Regions from separate parts of the Mus musculus genome. Here region 1 is linked to region 2. The links are chromatin loops, found by intact Hi-C in ENCODE. Cell type or tissue: heart. All regions are shown on one strand. Each heading gives the region's core, and the rest is flanking DNA. Links, peaks and the distances in the headings are about the cores only. Region 1 holds the start of Fhl4 (four and a half LIM domains 4). Region 2 holds the start of Cry1 (cryptochrome 1 (photolyase-like)).

Region 1 (4,386 bases), core at 139-4,138, 81 kb after region 2:
TACAAATTTAATTTGGGGCCACAAAGAAAACAAGATCTAAAAATATGTTTTTTTAAAAAGCCTCAGGGTATAACCTCTCTAAAGTCAAGTAAGTTAACAGTAAAAAGCTCAACTACAAAATACAGTGTGTACAGTGTGTAACACTTTACCTTCAAAGTCACTTTAAACATTTGTTACACAAGTAACAGGCTTCTTGTATAAGAAAAAGACTAAACTAGGCATGGTGGCTCACACCCATAATCTCAGCTCTCAGGAAGCTACAGCAAGACTTAGGAGGTCTAGGCCAGCCCAGGCTCTAGAATGAGAATCTATCTAAGAAGAAGGAGGGAGGGAATTCTTCTGCATGGGCTACGTGGAAAATAGCATGTCTTCATTCCTTTGCCAACTAACTTTGAGGAGTTTCAAAACTACACATATACTAGCAAGCAATGCACAGCAAGACATCACCTTGCTGGGTTTTATGCTTCTGTAGCTAACAATGCTGATCACTGCTTGTATAAAAGGTAGCTCCCGCCAACTAAATTAACAGCAAATAGACTACAAGAAAAGCACTGAGTTTGGCAACAAAGAAAAATTTATCAATGAAAGTTTTAAAATCCCACACGGCCGGGCAGTGGTGGTGCTCGCCTTTAATCCCACCACTTGGGAGGCAGAGGCAGGCGGATTTCAGAGTTCGAGGCTAGCCAGGTCTACAAAGTGAGTTCCAGGACAGCCAGGGCTACACAGAAAAAAACAAAACAAACAAACAAACAAAAAATCCCACACAAAGTGACAAATAATCGAGACTGTCAAAATAGTTTTAAGTATTTTTCTTAAAGAAACATGAAATAGGATTAAAATATTCTGCCAAGCCAGAAAACCAGTACTTCTGTCATCCTCACTAAAATACACTTAATTTGTTCAATAGATGCTGCCATTCCTACTTTGTGCCACATCTTGTTGAGACAATGAGTGAACATAAAGACCGTACTCTTAATTGTATGTCATCTGGTCCAGTAGCATCAGAATGTAGGAAAAGGGTAAAGACTCAAGGACGGAAACGGGAAAGTCAAGATTTTCCCCGAATATAAACATATATATATCAAACACTTTTGAATTTATATGTTAAAATCAATTAAACTTTTCGAATGATGTTTTCATTGAACTTTTTTCGAATGATGCTTTCATTGAACTTAGTTTCTGGTATAAGTGCTGCTATACAAAAAAAAATGAAAGTGAAAAATGAAAGCAGATGTGTATTAAGCGTTGCTAAAGCAAGAATGGAAACATACTTACCTGTTAGTGTGATAGCCCTTGAGCGGCAACAACTAGAAGTTTTAAGCACTAACCAATAGCAGATACAAATACCCACAATGTTTCCTTTTGGATTAGTAGCGTTCACAAGATACAAAAGACACAATCAAGTAAGATTTCGCTTCCTAGTCTAGGTGTTTCTAACTCTTCCCAGCAGCCCTAGCTCCCCCTCATTGATCCACCTTTAGGCACAAGCAAGTCTTTTTTTTTTTCCCCTGAGCAGAGCAGTGACGTGGCAGGAGAGGCAGAAAATGACCCTAGAGGCTGGTGCTGGCTTGGACACCTCCTTCCTCCGCCCCTTCGTTGTCCATCCAGCACACCCTAGTTCCTGCGGAATTCCAATATAAGACGGGCTTAAGAGAGACGATCCAACTTGATCCCGAGTGGCAGCTCCGGGGCTAGACTAGATGCTGCTTGTGCATGGCAGGCTCGGTTTTGGATTGAGCTTGGGGTCGGCAGTGACTGCACTGGCGGCTGCTCCAGGACTCCTTCCCCCCTGCTCCCCAGTCACTCCTTGACACTGCCAGCGCCCCTCTTCATTCCCACACCTGCGGGCTTAGAACAGGCGTGGGAGTGGAGTTCCCGATTTAGGAAGAGCAGCGGGAATCTCCGCTTGGAGCCAAGCCCTGTGTACTTGAACCCACCGGGACCGTTTATCAACAGGTCAGAAGTTAAGTGGGGCAAGGAAGCTGGGCTCCTCCTCGGATGCCCCATCTCCTCCTCCGCACCAGCCTGACACTCAAGGCAAGAGGTCAGACCCAGGCTTCCAGAGCGACTCCCTTCAACTGCAGACACCGCGTCCACAAACTCGTGGACCCACTGGGGTAACCCCATACCTCCGTACGCCCCCCAACGACTCCCGCCCATCCCCCTCCCGTTCAGTGTCCCCCCGCAAAGGGCCAGGCTGGAGCGGCCAGGCCCCGGGGTCGTGCAGGTGAGGTGCAGATGAGGCTAACGGGAAAGGGCCCGGAGTGCGGCCACTCAGGCCGACGACACCCTCCCGCCCCCGCCCCAGCCATGGGACACACTCACTCACCGCGGGGTCGAGGCCGGGAGCTGCGGCCGGGCGGAGGGAGCGGTGGCACGGAGAACAGCAGAAGCGGCCGGGGCAGCAGAGGCCCTGATGCGGCCCGGGAGTGGCTTACGCGACCTAGATGCTCTTCTCCGGCTCAGAAGTCGGAAGACTCTCGGTGCGAGGTCGGTGCGAGGCGGCGGCGGCGGCAGCGGCGGCTTCTGGCTGCGGACGTGGCGCCTGACGCGACCCGCCCCCTCCGCAGCCTCCGGAGCTCCCGCCTCCTCCCGCGCCTCGGGTTCCGACGCGCACGCGCACTCGCGCCCCCGGCCCTCCGCCCCCCCACCTCCCGCGCCCACCGGTCGCTCGGCGCGCGCAGCCCTCCCAGCAGCCCCCGGCCAGCCTGCGCGCGCGCCTCATCCGGAGGGTCTCCCCGCCCCCTCCGCCCCGGCCACCCAATCAGAGCAGGCGAGGGGGCGCTGCCCCGGCGAGGCGCGCGCCTCCGGCCTCGCCCGAGTCTTCGGCCACTCTCCGGGCTCGAGGGAACTAACGGTTATGGGGGTTTAGAACTTCTCCCCTGAGGAGGGCGGCATGCTCGCCGGTGTCTCCCTCTCCTTCGCCCAGGGGCTTCAACCTTTAGCTGCTGCCCTAAGGGAGTGACGGGCAGGGCCTCTGTCAGTCGCTCTCCCCAGGGCGCTCTGCGAGCCTGTGTCACCGAGTGATAGGGTGAGGCGAGGCCTTGCTAATTTGTGTGGGGTTTTTGTTGTTGTTGTTGGTCCACCTGGAGTCCTTGAGCGTAAACATGTCAGGTTCGCCCTCATCACACAGCGGATGCCCAAGGCCTTTCAGGGGGCCTTGAATTTTGGTAGCGAAAGAAGGTTGGTTCATCGATGTGAGAATTGAACTGGAGAGGGAGGAAAACTGTCACTTCCTAACTAGGGCTTCGTCAGGGCCCCTCCACGTTCTTGCCAGCCTTGGGGGGAGGGGGGATCCCTGGTGGGGTCCTGTAAAGTATTGAGCAGCCTAAGAAGATGCTGTCTGGGAAGTCCTCTGGGTTCAGCGTTGCCTCTGCTTCAGATGGGAAACAGGACAGTGAGCTTCCAAGGGGGCTTGTGATAGCTGCCTAGGAAGGCTGTGAGGAGGAAGCAGAGACGTGACGAAATGGCTACCTGACTAGATAATTGCTATTAGCTTTTCCTTGACTCTCAACATCTTTAAGATAAAAATGACAATAAGTCCACCCTACACTTTTGGGAAAGATAAGAAGAGAGACTGTGGGTGTAAGGGGGCTTTACTGAGAAATTATACCAAAACGTGAGATTTTTTTTCTTTTCACGACCTAGTTATCAAGTGGAAACATACACAGGACAGGGGACCTCAATTTTTAAATGAAAGTAATCAGCGTGGTGTAACTGGATAGCAAGTGTTTATCAAGTCTCAGAAAAGGGATGCTAACAGCAACAACAAAAAATCCTGAGAGGGAGCTAACCTTGGTTCAGTTCTTAAATAGAATGAACTAGAGCTTAACCGTTATCAAATCGATGAATTAAGTCCATTCAGATCACTGTGCTGAAATTATGATAATCTTGTTTTACAGAACTAAAAGAGAATGATGATTAGGAGAGTTTGAACTGTGGTATTAACTGAGTACCAATCTTTTATTGTCATAGACTCCTGAATTCTTAATAGGATTTTAATAGGTGATTTCAAGATTGAACCCTGGGCAAAATTACAATGCAGAACTTTATAACTTTCTTTCCAAATTGACTTACAGTTTTGCTAGTAATTAAGGCTATAATTCAAAGCAGTGGTATATTCTGTTTCATAAACCAATGAAGGTACCAGGGAGCTTTTGGCTCCTTCTGAACCTACAAGTACAGGTAGTCCAGTATTTCTTATAGATCTGACCCCAGTCAGTTCTTGCTGTCTCAGTTTCCTTACCTATAATAATGGAGAGAGGGCCCAGTGGTTAAGAGCACTCACTGCTCTTGCAAAGGTCCTGAGTTCAGTTCCCCACACCCACATGTCAGCTCACAGCTATCTGATGCCATCTTCTTTTTAAAAAGAACAACATCCCATTC
Region 2 (4,386 bases), core at 298-4,297:
ACACTGGTCGGGTCCTTCCACATCACTCATTAATCAAGAAAGTGCCCAGACTTCCCTACAGGCAACCTGATGGAAGTCTTTACTACAATTAAGGTTCCTCTTCCCATTTAACTTCAGTTGAAGAAAAAAAAAAAAAAAAAAAAAAAAAGCAAAGCAAAAAGCCCAAAAACCTAATCAAAATACCTTCTAAACTACACTTCATGTAATAGATTAGAGTTGATAAATTGACGATGTATCTACAGTATTATGAAATGCTGAATATCTGAGATCGGACCTGTCTTCTCCAGAGCTTGGGCAAAGGTGCCCGCCCCAAACAGTAAAAAAGGCTAACGGCGTGATTTCTGCTCCTTTCAGAGCAGGGGACTCCGATTAACACCTGATTGAAGCTGGGTGAGAGGCAGGACTGTGCCTCGGTTGCCTCTCACCCAGCCCAGCAATAACTCTCAGGGCACACGGAACTGGCTTCAGACCTTCCACACAACCCATAGGAAGAGCCCTGGGCGCGCTCCCGCGTCCTAGCCTCTTCTCTTCCACCGCGAGAGCGCAGCGCACGCGCGCCGTGCCCGGCAGAGCGCGCGCCCGCGAGCTCCCCGCAGCCCCGTGCTCATCCGGGTCCCCGCGAGCCTCGGCCAATGGAGGCGGCTCCCGGCCCCGGGAGCAGAACTATGCCTCCTCCCCCTTCTCGCGGCCTGTGGCCCCCGCGAGCGGCCTGGGGCTCAGGAGACCCGCAGAGGCTGCGAGTCCGGATCCCACGCGAGAACTCAGGTCGTGAGCGCCCAGCGATCGCAACCGGTCCCGAAGCACCGGGCGCGGCGGCGCACGCGGGGGTCTGAGCCAGTGTAGTAAACACACTTCAGAAACGTGAGGTGCCGGTGGTCACGTGGGGTGCATGCCGCCCAATGAGAAGCCGGGGGCGGGGCGGAGGCCGCTGACGCGGCGGAGTCACCCGGGCAGCCTCGGGACCGGTGACCGGCAGGCGAGCGTCCCGCGGCCTGGAGCTCTAGCCCGCGCTCTCCGAGCTCGCTGCCCACTCCGGGACGCACAGGCCGCGTCGCGCGGAGGCCGCGTGAGCTCGTGTCCGTTCGTGGAGGCCGCCTCGGGCGCGCCACCGTCTCCTCGCGGGTCGCCTCGGTTGGGCGAGGTTTCCGTGACGAGCCTCCCGGGGCTGCTGCGACCAGCTCGGGCCGTCGTGGCGGCTCGGGCCCCGCGCGCTCGCTTGCGCTCCGGGGGTCTCAGGCCCTGGAAGGTATGCGTGTCCTCCGGACGCTGGGCGCGGGCTCCTGAAGGACGTCGCGCGTGGATCCCGGCGCCTCGGCAGCCTCCATTCATCTGCCAGCTGCGCGCTCGCCACCTCCGCGCCCCGCCTCGGCGTCGCCTCCTCCCGTCCCCTCTCTGCAGCCCTTTCCCCACTCCTCGGGTGAGGAGGTTTTCTTGGAAGCGCAGGTGTCGGTTATGAGCCCGGCTTCCCTCCCTTGAAGCTCTCGGTAGAGGAAGTCGGGGTGACCCGCCGCGCCCCGAGCATGGGGGTGAACGCCGTGCACTGGTTCCGAAAGGGACTCCGGCTCCACGACAACCCCGCCCTGAAGGAGTGCATCCAGGGCGCCGACACCATCCGCTGCGTCTATATCCTCGACCCCTGGTTCGCCGGCTCTTCCAACGTGGGCATCAACAGGTGGCGGTGAGTCCGAAGCGCTTGGGAAATCAATCGATCGCGGTGTGCGCGAGTCGGGTGTCGATGCGTTAGTGTCAGATCTGAGATTTGGTTTTAGTCCAGGGACCGAATTGCCTACATCGTTAAAGAATTGTAGATGTGGTCAATATTAAATAGTACAGACTTAGTAGTAGAGATTATTGACGACCCTGAAACACTTTAGCTTTTACCGGTAAGTTATGTGTCTGTGTTGATGGGAACGCCTTCCCTGATTTGCGAGAAATAACTAGGAGGAGAATTAAACACTCCCAGATCATAATGGCCTTGATATCTTAGGCCTCCGAAAGGGTTGTAATCTTTAATGTTGACGTGTGTGTCTAGGTAACTCATAGTGTGGAGAAAAACCATTCATTTATTATAGCGGGCTCCGGATCCAGCTTTCTTCCCCCTTGAGGTTAGAGGAGGAAAAGCAAGGGAAAGAATTAGCTGGTTTCCCAACTCTCTCTCTCAACTCCTCCTTGTGGTTGACAAGACAAAGCACAGTTTTTCTTTCGAGGCAAAGTATAATCCTTCTAGGGAATTGCGACTGGAAGAAATCCTCCGGACATTTTGTGAGCTGTGCCTGGGAAAACAGGATAGACGATTGTGTGGCGGAATGAAACGAAAGCATTAGTTCAGCAGATAATATTGATAGCTTATGTGCCAGCCGTGTCTTTGGATATGAGGGATAGAGCTGTGAACGAGAAGTCTGCCCTCTTCAGGCATATGTCCAAGAAAAAAATACGTATGTAGTCCTTTTGGAGATGAGACGTGTTGCAAAGAAAAGACGAGGTAAACAGGAATAGGGATGGGGACACAATTTAAAACAATGTTAATTAGCTGGGGATGTAGCTCACTGGAAGTTACCACAGCTAGGATGTGTGGAGAAAGTGGTCGCCGATTTGAAGACATGGGATGCAGCTGTCTAAGGGAAGAACATTCCAGGGAAAGGTCCTGAGGTGAGAATGGGTTTGATCTTTGGAAGGAACAGCCAGCCAGAATGACGAGCAAAACCTCTGGGGGAAAGTACTAGGTGATGAAGTTATAGTTGTAACGGGGGCCAGATTCTAGAGCTTTATGCGCCGTCACTAAGGTCTGTGACTTTACCCCAGGAGAGTGGAAATGACTGCAGTACAAGGGTATTAGCAGAGAAGTGATGTCATCTAACGTAAGTTAGAAAAAAAACCTTCTTTGGTTGGGATTCTGAGAACGTGACTGATCGGGCATTGAAGCTGGATAAGAAGTGTGGACACCGCTTAGGAGACGTTCATTTCCGGGTGCAAGCTTGGAGAATGGCTTGTGTGGATGTGCCGGCAAGTTGGTTGTGGGGTTGAGCGGAACAAAAAGAGCTGTATTATCACAGTCAACAGGTGAAAACAGCCCTCGTGCCAACCGGCTGATTAATGGGCCTCCTGTTGTGTGTATCCATGCACCAGTTACTTGCTTGGCCATGAAGGAATGAGATACTGATAAATGCCATGAAATGTGTAGGTGAACCATGAGAGCATGTTAGCTGAAAGAAGCTGTCATAAAACTTCATACTTGATGATTGTGCTTATATGAACTATCCACAATGGGCAAGTACACAGGGATGGAGAGCAGGTTAGTGGTGACTTAGTCCTGGGGAGTCAGGAGGGTATCTCAGTGGGCACAGAGGTGATTAAAACTTACTGGAAGGTTTTTGTCAGAAAACCTCCATGAATAGCTATTAAACTGTGAGGGGTTTTGTTGTTATTGTTTGGTTGTTTTTTGGTTTGTTTTGTTTTTTTTTTGTTGTTGTTGTTGATGTTGTTGTTGTTTTTTTTCTTTTTTTTTGAGACAGGGTTTCTCTGTATAGCCCCGGCTGTCCTGGAACTCACTCTGTAGACCAGGCTGGCCTCAAACTCAGAAATCCACCTGCCTCTGCCTCCCGAGTGCCGGGATTAAAGGTGTGCGCCACCACTGCCCTGCTAACTGTGAGCTTTCAGAAGTCTACTTATCTCTTCGAAACTCAGCCCAGATGTCACTTTTCCCTGTGGTACCTTCATTACCCAGTGTAGGATGATACAGAGACTTCTGAGCTCTGAAACCACTTGCTCATCATTGCGTCTTAGACCTTCTTAGGAAGCTTTTGTAAATGAATATTTGGTGTCATTACTTGGTTTGGCTGCTGTAACAGAACACCTTAGATTGAGTAATTTACAAATAAAAGACATATTTCTCTCAGTACTAGAGGCTGAGAAGTTTGCGATCAAAGCACTGGTACATCTGATCTCTAGTAAGGGCATTTCACTTCGTAGATACATGCTCTATGTGCTCTTAGATTGTGGAAGAACTGAAAAGATTCTCACAGGTCTGACCTTGGGAATAATCACACTGGTGAGGGTAGAACTCTCCTAACTTGATTGTCCCATGATAACATCACTTTGGAGATTAGGTTTTATCGTAAGAATTCTGGGAATGGAAATCAACATTCAGACCACAGCAGGTGTAATATCACATATAAGACCTCTTCATCTACTAATGTACTAAGAACTAAATTTACAAATGTGCCTGCATACTTGCCCATTTTACTTTCTAGTATATGATTTCAATAAGAAACATGTAGATCAGCTGGGCAGTGGTGGTGCACGCCTTTAATCCCAGTACTTAGGAGGCAGAGGTAGGCGTATTTCTGAGTTTGAGGCCAGCCTTGTCTACAGAGTAAGTTCCAGGAC

Evidence for each region. A loop is a pair of places that touch in the nucleus more often than their neighbours do. Peaks named below come from ENCODE experiments on the same cell type or tissue, not always from the same donor. Only the 100,000 strongest peaks of a DNase experiment are listed, where the experiment ranks them.
Region 1: it touches region 2 in a loop (6-fold over the local background); 5 of 42 quality-filtered maps call a loop at or near these places.

Annotation. Positions count from the first base shown.
Region 1 is chr10:85,100,941-85,105,326 of GRCm38, reverse strand. It overlaps Fhl4 (four and a half LIM domains 4), which reads left to right and starts at 2,832. Exons shown (of 2, transcript NM_010214.4): 1 at 2,832-3,031. Tmem263 (transmembrane protein 263) reads right to left here and starts at 2,700. Exons shown (of 3, transcript NM_001013028.2): 1 at 2,330-2,700. In heart, for the core only: no CTCF peak of the experiment used is centred there; DNase peaks (open chromatin) are centred at 1,976 and 2,746; H3K4me3 peaks cover 2,833 bases; H3K27ac peaks cover 2,471 bases.
Region 2 is chr10:85,181,606-85,185,991 of GRCm38, reverse strand. Cry1 (cryptochrome 1 (photolyase-like)) reads left to right here and starts at 938. Exons shown (of 13, transcript NM_007771.3): 1 at 938-1,678. The coding sequence starts at 1,521. In heart, for the core only: a CTCF peak has its summit at 2,141 (motif pointing left); DNase peaks (open chromatin) are centred at 621, 871, 1,511 and 2,271; H3K4me3 peaks cover 2,598 bases; H3K27ac peaks cover 1,507 bases.